2 separate regions of the Homo sapiens genome follow, and region 2 is linked to region 1. Evidence: chromatin loops called from intact Hi-C (ENCODE). Cell type or tissue: B cell. All regions are shown on one strand. Links, peaks and the distances in the headings refer to the core of each region. The heading gives the core; the rest is flanking DNA.

The links. A loop is a pair of places that touch in the nucleus more often than their neighbours do. Peaks named below come from ENCODE experiments on the same cell type or tissue, not always from the same donor. Only the 100,000 strongest peaks of a DNase experiment are listed, where the experiment ranks them.
Region 2: a loop joins it to region 1, with 21 times the contacts of the local background. A loop is called at or near these places in 40 of 110 quality-filtered maps.

What each region holds. Positions count from the first base shown.
Region 1 is chr20:5,526,914-5,532,294 of GRCh38, forward strand. No RefSeq gene overlaps it. Among named protein-coding and RNA genes, the nearest start is that of LINC01729, 20 kb to the left of the region's middle. RefSeq lists enhancers at 1,947-2,488, 3,128-3,197. In B cell, for the core only: CTCF peaks have their summits at 2,176 (motif pointing right), 2,911 (motif pointing right) and 3,111; DNase peaks (open chromatin) are centred at 2,168 and 2,918.
Region 2 is chr20:5,931,699-5,937,079 of GRCh38, forward strand. No RefSeq gene overlaps it. Among named protein-coding and RNA genes, the nearest start is that of TRMT6, 16 kb to the right of the region's middle. RefSeq lists a silencer at 2,250-2,299. In B cell, for the core only: no CTCF peak of the experiment used is centred there; a DNase peak (open chromatin) is centred at 2,323.

The sequences.
Region 1 (5,381 bases), core at 179-5,178:
TTTGTGAGAACAGTTAAAGCAAGGCTAAGAGGAAAATTTGTAGCACTAAATGCATACCTCAGAAAAGAGGAAAAGTCTCAAATGAAAAACTTAAACTCTCCTTCAAGAACTTAGAAAAACGACCAAATACAGTGGCTCATGCCTGTAATCCCAGAACTTTGGAAGGCTGAGGCAGGAGAATCACTTGAGCCCAGGAGTTTAAGACCAGCCTGGGCAACACAGTGAGATCTCATCAATATTTATGTTATTTAAAAAAAAGAAGAACTTAAAAAAAGAGAGCAAAATAAGCCTAAAACCAGCACAAGAAAGGAAATAATAAAGAGCAGAAATCAATGAAATGAAAAACAGAATAACATTAGAAAAAGTTGGTGGAGTCAAGAGTGTGTTCTTTGAAAAGATCTGTAAAACTGACCAAGCTCTGACAAGACTGACGAAGAAAAAAATTACTAATATCGCTTATAGATTTTAGAAATTATAGTACACAGTTACCAATATCAGGAGTGAAACAGAGGAAATCACTACAGACGCTGCGGACATCAAAAGGATAACGAAATGCTACAAACAACTCTGCATACATAAATTTGATAACTTAGATTAAATGGACCAATTCCTTGTAAAGTACAAACTACCGCAACTCACCTAATTGAAATAGGTAATTTGGATAGCTGCATAACTATTAGAAAATTGAATTTTTAGTTAACTTCCTGAAAAAGAAATCTCCAACCCAGATTGTTTCACTGGAGAATTCTATTAAAGATTTAAAGGGGAGTTAAGACCAACTCTACAGAAAATAGAAGGAAAAGGAACCCTTCCCAACTCATTCCAGAAAGCAGGTATTACCCTCATACCAAAGCCAGACAAAAACAGTGTAAAAAGACCGGGCACAGTGGCTCACGCCTGTAATCCCAGTACTTTGGGAGGCTGAGGCGGGTGGATCACCTGAGGTCAGGAGTTGGTGACCAGCTTTGCCAACATGGTGAAACCCTGTCTCTACTAAAAAGACAAAATTAGCTGGGCATGGTGGCACCTGCCTGTAATCCCATCTACTTGGGAGGCTGAGGCAGGAGAATCGCTTGAACTTGGGAGGAGGAGGTTGCAGTGAACTGAGCCGAGATTGTGCCACTGCTCTCCAGCCTGGGTGACAGAGCAAGACTCCATCTCAAAACAACAACAACAAAATTAAACATGCAGCCGAGCACAGTGGCTCATGCCTGTAATCCCAGCACTTTCGGAGGCCAAGGTGGGAGTATTGTTTAAGCCCAGGAGTTTGAGACCAGCCTGGGTAACATTGGGAGACCCCCTATCTCTACAAAAACTTTTAAAAATAAGCCAGGTGTGGTGGCCTCCCAGCTGCTCTGGAGGCTGAGGAAGGAGGATTACTTGAGCCCACGAATTAGAGACAACCGTGAGCTATGATCATGTCACTGCACTCCAGCCTGGGCAACAAAGCAAGAACCCATCTCAGAAAGAAAAAAAAAAAAATAAAAGCTAAACATGCAACTACCATATGACCTAATACTTAACTGTTCTCGGAATTAGCCAACAGAAATGAGAACTTAGTTCACACGAAAGCCCGTAGACAAGTGTTTATAGCTGATTTATGCATAATAGTCCCAAACTGGACACAACCCCAATGCCCTTCAGTGTGTGAATGTCCAGAGCAGCCTGGGGACTGACACTGCCACGCTCTTACTTGGAATGTGTGTAGCTTTCCAGAGAATGAGTTAAGGTGTGTGTTGAGGGGCTGGGAGCGAGCAGTGCTGGCACACCAGCAGAACTGAGGAGTTCAGTCTAGAGTTGGTACATCTTGAGCTGAATCTCTAAGGCCTTCAGTTTCCTAGATCTGCTTCCCTCGGAAGCACTTAGGAAACAGGGCCTCCCTCCACAGGACAGCCCCCCGGGTCTGCAAAGGGGCATGTGTTTCCTCCTTAGGCACGGATGTGCCTTGTCCTCTCTTCTCCCACACTTAGAGTAACCTGTGAATAATTTGATGGGTGAAATAACCCACTGTCTGGGACACCATTTTTGGTGTGGCTTTATGGGTGCCTATGTACCGTGTATATGTATGTAACATGTAACCCTGCTCAAAAAGGTTAGAACTCACCCAGTCAGCTAGCGACTCCAGAATAATCAGATACATGTTCCCCCAAGGTACCACAAGATGGCAGCACATGCACACAGCATTTCAAGCTCCTGCACACTGAGATGACAGCAATTAATCTGCCCTCTAATAATGCCTCTGCCATCCTGGAAAGCCCTACACTTAAACGGTCATGATGCCTGTTTCTATGATGATGTGTTGCAAACACACGCAGCATTTCTGAGGTAGATGAAGAGATTCAAAGGGTAACAGGAGATTATGTAGTTCAGAATTCTTCACCTTTTTTTAAAAAAAATATTTATTTATTTATTTATTTATTTTTAATAGAGACAGGGTCTCACTATGTTGCCCAGGCTAGTCTTGAATTCCTGGGCTCAAGCGATCCTCCCGCCTCGGCCTCCCAAAGGGCCGGGATCACAGGCGTGAGCCACTGAGTGTGGCCAGAATTCTTCACCTTTTGGTGCAGAGTGTGTATGTCGCACCTGAAGCCAGAAGTCAACGATACTCGATGAAAGGGTTTGTTCAGCGCAGATGACCTACTTGGGTTCATGGCTTGCATGTGTTATAATTGCTGCTGTTTATTTCCTGAAAACTTAGACGATTTGGGGCACATTATCGATGCCTTACAGGCATGGTCGCATTAAACTTTACTGCAGCCATCTGTCATAGTGATTATTATCCTCATTTTACAGATGGGGAAAGAAAGAATTAGACCTTCAGGCACCTTGGTAATGGCACGCACAGCGAGTAGAGGCAGAGAGAACCTGCTTCCCTGACGGCCCACACTCCCCCGGCACACAAGGCTCCCTCTAGGTGGCGCGCGCGTCTCAGCTTCTACTGCGGAAGTCTCGGTTATGTGATTATGTATACGCTCAATCCTACACCAATTGAGAATGGCCCTTAGCTTGGAATTAGTAAGAACAGTAATTAGCAATTTATTGTCAGAAAAAAGTTCATAAGATTATCGGCCGCAGTCTCTTTGCTGCACATCTTTCTCATCTTGACAGGACAGCCACAGGGAATCCAGGTCTTCTCCACCACCCCAGGCTCAGCAGTTCATGCTTACCCACCCAGCTCAGGCACAGATGCGACATTCAGCTTAGCAACATTCAGCTTAGGATCGGGTAAACAGGCAGAGCTTTCTCTCTCTCTTTTTTTTTTTTTTTTGAGGCAGAGTCTCTCTCTTATTGCCCAGGCTGGAGTGTAATGGTGCGATCTCGGCTCACCACAACCTCCATCTCCCGCGTTCAAGCGATTCTCCTGTCTCAGCCTCCCGAGTAGCTGGGATTACAGTTATGCACCACCACACCTGGCTAATTTTGTATTTTTAGTGGAGATGGGGTTTCTCCATGGTCAGGCTGGTCTCGAACTCCAGACCTCAGGTGATCCACCGGCCTCGGCCTCCCAAAGTGCTGGGATTACAAGCATGAGCCACTGCGCCTGGCCTTTTTTTCTTTCTTTCTTTTTAATGTGGAAAATTCCAAATCCTATCAGAGCATATTTGGCATGTGATTTTTTTTTTTTTTTTTTTTTTTTTTGAGACAGGGACTCACTCTGTCGCCCAGGCTGGAGTGCAGTGGCACAATCACGGATCACTGGAGCATCAAACTCCTGGGCTCAAGCGATCCTTCCACCTCAGCCTCCTGATTACCTAAGACTATAGGCAAGCACCACCACAGCCCCTAGTTTTTATTTTTATTTTTTATTTATTTATTTTTTTGTAGAGACAGAGTCTCGCTTTGTTGCCCAGACTGGTCTTGAACTTCTGGCCTCAGGTGACCCTCTGGGCCTCCCAAAGCACTGGGTTTACAAGCATGAGCCACCATGCCAGGCCTAACATCTCTAATTTTTTAAAATTGTTTTTAACATAATGAGACCGAGCTTCACCATGTTGTCTAGACTGTTCTCAAACTCCTGGGCTCAAATGATCCACCCACCTTGGCCTCCCAAAGTGCTAGGGTTACAGGTGTGAGCCACCGTGCCCAGCCAGCATCTCTAATTTTTGACAAGCAGACTTTTGATATGTGATTTACCTAAGTTGTGTAAAGTTATATTCAACGTTATCTGCCTTTTACAAATCAGGAAAACAGGGTATCATTAACTTTCCTAAGTGATATATTCAGGGGGAAAATGAATTTAGCAAAGTGGAGGTCTTTTGTGTCCTTTTACAGATAGTAAAATAGCATCTAGGAGAATGGGAGGTTGAAGGGAACTGTCATAGATTTGGGGTCAACTGAGGCCAGTTAGTGGCCATGACCATGAGGGACCTTAGGTGCTGCTTGCTTTCCCCAGCCAGGTTCAGCTGTGTGGGTGCAGATTCAGACTTGGAGGTGAGATGAAAATAATAAGAGGGATGTGATGGAGCAAGACAGGGCAAGGGCCTTGAGCACACACAAGGAAGAGATTCCAGCAGCTGACAGTCTCATTACAGCTGGCAGGGCAGTCAGTGAGAGCATGAGATTAGGTGGATCATGAGCAGAGAAGCTGGGATGGATGCACTGGTGGCCTCAGCACAGGGAGGGTGCCAGGGGGAGTGAACAGTGGAGGGGAATGGGACTCATGTCATTTCCGTTATGGAAAGGGTGTCGCTATTTGATAGGAGAGCTCTGGGATATGACCATGGGAATGAAAGGCTGGGGAGATGACAGGATCACTGGCAGGAAACTGAGAGGCCAGTATTTTGGAAATATTATTTACAAAGCTACTGATATCACCAAGGACAGGAAAGTGTTAGAGAAAGTGGCAATGATTCAGAAAGTGAAATCTCCAAGGAAGAATGTTTGTACCCAGGCTTTGGTAGATGAAGGTAACCACAGGGTGTGGGAGAAACAGTTTGTTATGGGAAGGAGGAAGAATGTTCCAGGAAAGCAGCAATGACTGGCAGAAAAGACACTCACCCCACCCACCCCACCCTCAAGCCCACAGATACTCAAAAAGCACAGGGAAGAAAACATTCCCGTTTTGAGAGAGCAGTAGGGGAAGTGTGGTTTCACACAGAGCTGCAAAGTCCATTGTGGCAGCCACCAACCACATGTGGCTACCAAGCTCTTGAAATGCGGCTCCTGTGATCAGGGACTGAATTTTTAATTGAATTTAATTCAAATTAACTAGAAACTGAGGCAGTAGAAAATATTTTTCTGTTAATCACAGCTTTATTGGTTTGGTAGGACTTCATTTCACTTTAACCATTGAAAAGCCAAACTGGCCAGGTGCAGTGGCTCACGCCTGTAATCCCAACACTTTGGGAAGCCAAGGCAGGAGGATCACTTGAGGCCAGGAG
Region 2 (5,381 bases), core at 249-5,248, 400 kb after region 1:
TCTGTTGTTTTAAGCCACTCAGCTTGTGGCACATTGTTATGGCAGCCCTAGGTATCTAATACAATGAGAAACAATGGCCTCAGTGCCCCATCCTCCAAATCTGTGTGCAGATGCAGCCACCTGTAATTTAACTTTTAGATTTATTTTCTTATTTGAATATATTGTCATGATTTATAATATCATGACAAGTTTATCGAGAAGGAGTTATAACACAGAGCTGGGACAGGAGGAAAGAAAGGGTCCTATTATTACAAAATGAAAATACACACCATGCCACTGTAAAACATAGTATAATCAGGAGGCCGGGTGGGTGGTTCACCCCTGTAATCCCAGCACTTTGGGAGGTCGAGGCAGGCAGATCACCTGAGGTCGGGAGTTGGAGATCAGCCTGGTCAACATGGTGAAACTCTACTCTACTAAAAATACAAAAAAATAGCTGGGTGTAGTGGCAGTTGCCTCTAATCCCAGCTACTCGGGAGGCTGAGGCAGGAGAATCACTTGAACCCAGGAGATGGAGGTTGCAGTGAGCTGAGATCGTGCCACTGCACTCCAGCCTAGGCAACAAGAGCGAAACTCTGTCTCAAAACAAACAAACGAACAACAAACACATAATATAATCAGGAGATTTCAGGTGCTGAAATAATTAATTAATTGCAGTAATTACAATTCTGCAGTCCAGGATCCTGACACTCACATATATGACAGGCTTCACTGAGAAAGTATCTGTTGATGAAAGACCTAAAGAAAGGGTGTGAGCCATGTGGACACCTGGGGCAAGGACATTTCAGGCAGAGGGAATAGTAGGTGCAAAGGCCCTGGGTCAGGAATGTGTTTGGCATGTTTGAAGAAGAACAAGAGGCCAGAGTGGGAGACTGTCGTAGGAGGTGAGCTTAGAGAGGCAGCAGGGGCCAGGTCACGCAGGGCTCTCTGTAGGTCCTGGTAAGGACTTTTGTTTTACAATTGGAGAGTTCTCAACGGATGACTGATAGGATTTGCTTTATGTTTATAACAACACTGGCTGCTGGGTTGAGTGATGGCTGTAGGGGAAGTGAAGGCAGAAACACAGAAACCAATAAGGAGGGCACTGTAATGACCCTGGTGGGTCATTGTGATGGCAGGGTCCAAGGTGGTGGCACTGGGAATGGGGAGAAGTGGTAGAATTCTAGATCTATTCTGGAGACAGAGCTGACACGTAGGGCTGCTGGTTTTGGTGTGGCATGAGGGAATGAGAGGAGAATACCAAGGCTTTAGGCCTGAGCATCTGGGAAAACAGATGGGGAGACTGCAGGAGGGACTGGTTTGGAAGGGTAGAGATGGGGAGCTCAGATTTGAACTTGTTAAGTTTGAGACGTGAATAGATACCCAGCAGAGGTGTTGAGCTGGGTATATGAGCCAGTGCTGGAGGAAAAGGCCTGTGTTGAAGACTGCATGTGGGAGTCATCATCATAGAGACGGTATTTAAAGCCTTAAAACTGGGTGAGATCACCTAGAGTTATATAAATGAGTGAAAGATGGCCTCTGTTTATTGGCTCATAGATTGTTTATTTCTTCATTGCAGGCTGACACTGATTACTGCAGAAGCCAAACTCAAATTTTTACACATCCAATTATTTTAAACAAATTTTATGCCAATTTTTAGCCATTCAGGGCCTTGCTGGTACATACCCGGTGAAACTATACCCAGCATCTGTTGGCCATTGATAACATAGAGCCTTGTGGTTATAAGACCTTAAGTGCGATGTTAATCCCAGCACTTTGGGAGGCCGAGGCAGGCAGATCGCTTGAGCTCAGGAGTTCAAGACCAGCCTGGGCAATGTAATGAAACCCTGTCTCTACTAAAAATACAAAAATTAGCTATATGTGGTGGCATGCGCCTGTAGTCCCAGCTACTTGGGAGGCTGAGGTGGGAGGATCACTTGAGCCTGGGAGGTGGAGGTTGCAGTGAACTGAGATCATGCCACTGCTCTCCAGCCTGGGTGACAGAGTGAGACCCTGTCTCAGAAAAATAAAGCCAAAAACAAAAACACAAACCTCAAGCCGTCCCTGTCCTTCGGAGCTCTCTGACCCAGAGACTCCCCTCTGTACTGCTGTGCAACACCACCTAGACACATAAGCCTTGTTTCTGACTCTCCCCTCCCTCGGGGGTATCCTTGCCTTTCCTCCTCTCCTTCTGAGTAGCAACACCTGTAGTGTGTGCTCTTTGCACAGACTCTTGCTCTAAGGGACATCCCCCTACCCCTATGCAAACCTGTCAGAGTGTCACCATCACCAATAAAATATGTGTGTGCTGCTGCCATCTCATGGTCATGTCTTTCTCTTTGATCAGTCCCCAAATCCTCCAAACACCCTAGGGAGTTAGTGTAGACAAGAAAAGGAAGAAGTGCAAGTGCTGAGCCCTGAGGCATGCCAATGTTTAGAAGTTTCAGAGATGAGGAAGAACCAGTAAGAGAGATACAGAAAGAAAGGCTGGAGAGGTAGGAGGGAAACCAGGAGAGAGTGGTGTTCTAGAAGCCAAGGGAGGAAAAGCCTGGCAAGGAGAGGGATGGACGGTGTCAGACACTGCTGATAGGTCCAGCGGACCGAGAAGGAGCTCTGGATGTCACACTACTGTCCATTGTTGCTTGCTGCCCACACCAAACCTGCTTCCCACTGTGGCTGCTCCAAAGGGCTGCTCTCCCGTTTCCACCAGTGCCACAATCCGTCTCATCACGCCACTGAAATCAGTGATCAGCAAAGTTTTTCACAAAGGCCCAGAGAGCGTGTATTTTAGGCTTTGAGACCATATGGGCTCTATCACAATTATTCAACTTTGCCACAGTGTGAAAGCAGCCATTGACAATACATAAACAAATTGAGAGTGGCTGCGTTCCAATAAAACTTCAGTTTGAATTTCATGTAATTTTCCCATGTCACAAATTTATTTTATTTTTTATTTTTATTTTTTTTACTTTTCCGCTTCAACCACTTAAAAATGTAAAAATCTTTCGTTACAGGCCATACAAAAAACTTGTAGTGGGCCAGATTTGCTGCCCGCTGATTTAAATTAATCATATTCTTTCTTATTTTTATCTCCTTTCTTGAATCTGTCACCATATGACTTTATTTATTTATTTATGAATGACAGAGTCTCACTCTGATGCCCAGGCTGGAGTGCAGTGGTGTGATCTCAGCTCACTGCAACCTCTGCCTCCTAGGTTCAAGTGATTCTCCTGCCTCAGCCTCCCAACTAGCTGGGATTACAGGTGCCGCCACCACACCCAGCTAATTTTTGTATTTTTAGTAGAGAAGGGGTTTCACCATGTTGGCCAGGCTGGTCTCAAACTCCTGACCTCAAGTGAGCCACCCTCCTTGGTCTCCCAAAGGGCTGGGATTACAGGTGTGAGCCACCAAGTCTGGTCTATATAATTATTTAATTTAATTTAATCTAGTTTATAGCTCCTATTTTGTGTCACTCACAGGTGACAGGAGAGCACTGAGAGGTCACTACCCACCTAAGCATTTGATTAAGGAAAAGTATTCCCAAAAGGCAAAAGAATGCCTGCTATCATTTCCCCTGGATTAATTTCTCCACTCTTTAAAGTTTGTTGGCTTAGAATTATAACACTATGTAGACCAAACATCCAACAGATTGACCTACCCCTCTTTCAAAACAAAATATCCACAGCACCTTGTTACCTGTCAAAGCAAAAATGAAATGTCAAAATCTTTCCAGTCTTGTTTTAATGATATCTCAGCTAAGAGTAAAAAAAAAAAAAAACAAAAACAAAAAAGCCCCAGGTTATTAATAGAACTGTAAAAAGGGCCTTCCAAAAGGAGTGGGTAGAGTATGATATTCATTTCCTATGCTTCAAAGATCTTGCCCTTTCTCATAAAAACTCAGATAGCTGTGGGTGCCTAGTAAAGGTTAATACGGTAGTTGAAAGGTTACTGGTTGCTTTTTAAGTAGCTATTCAGGGACTTACCTCTCTCACCATCTGACCTGTGCTACATAGTTAAGTTCAAGGAAAATTATAATCCTTTTTACAAAAATTAATACTAGCCTAGAGGCAACATCATATTTCAAGTTATTAGATACACTCTGTTCCTTTCTAGCACTGCACTTAAAGGCATTACAAAATCAGGATAAAGTGAATCCTGATCATGGATTTTTAGGACATGCGTTTTAGTATTTAGTACTGTTCTTGCAATACTTACAACCAACACTTTAAAACAACATGCAAACACTCCATTTTTTTTTCCCAAAGCTTCACTATGTATTGAGAAAAGGCTATTTTTGGCTTTTCAATATACAACCAATGCATGAATGATTGCTCAGTATTTGCTTCATACAATTTGAGTGTACCTTTAAGCTAAAAAATGCCCTGTAATGGGTGCCATGCTATATTGCCAAGTACCCTAGTCCAGTGGAGGAACAGGATGGATGTTACAGAATGATTTTTGTCTTTGACTTCTTGATTGCCATTCATTAAAGTGCTATTCTACATAACTCCTCTGGTGGCTGGATGTCCAAAAATCATAAAATTATCCGTTCATCTGCTCCAAAGGTGAATGTCCATTTTAAACACAAGACAAAAACATCCTGTATTTAGCTGTACCCATGATGTGCATGCACACAGTCGTGGTTCCCAGTGGGCGGTTCCTGGACCAACAGCACCAATATCACCTGGAAACTACTTGAAATGCAAATGCTCTGTACCACTCCAGAAGTACTGAAATCTTATTCTGTGGGGTGGAGGGCCCAGTGGCCTCTGCTTACCAAGCCCTCCAGGGGAATCTAAGTTTTCCAATGCTAAGTTTGCAAACCACAGAATTCAATCATCTGTACGCAGATTAAGTAAACTATATGAATGAGAAAAAAAAAAAATACAGATTAACTTATGCTGTTGGCATTGGTAAGATGAGTTCACAAGGTAACATGAGCATGCAGGGCCTTGGTAGCTCAGACCCCAGACCCCTTGCTCAAGAAACTCAAGAGAAAAGATTTAGGGAACGGAATGCAACTTGCAAACCAGTAACCAGGAGACCAGCCACTACTGATTCTAATCTATGCAGTTTTCTGTTCTCCTTGTCCAAACTTGATTAGCTACATGTGTGTGTGACACCAGCTTGCAACACACTCCGTGAGGTGCCAATCCAGGCATGTCCTCTACAATAGACAGACCACGTCACAATCGGCCGAAAGCCCACAGGACATCACTGACTGCATCACTGTTAGAAGAATCACAGTAGGAAACATTTTCATTTTTATTTATTTTTTGAGACAGTTTCACTCGTCGCCCAGGCTGGAGTGCAATGGCGTGATGTCGGCTCACTGCAACCTCTGCCTCCCGGGTTCAAGCGGTTCTCCTGCCTCAGCCTCCCAAGTAGCTGGGATTACAGGC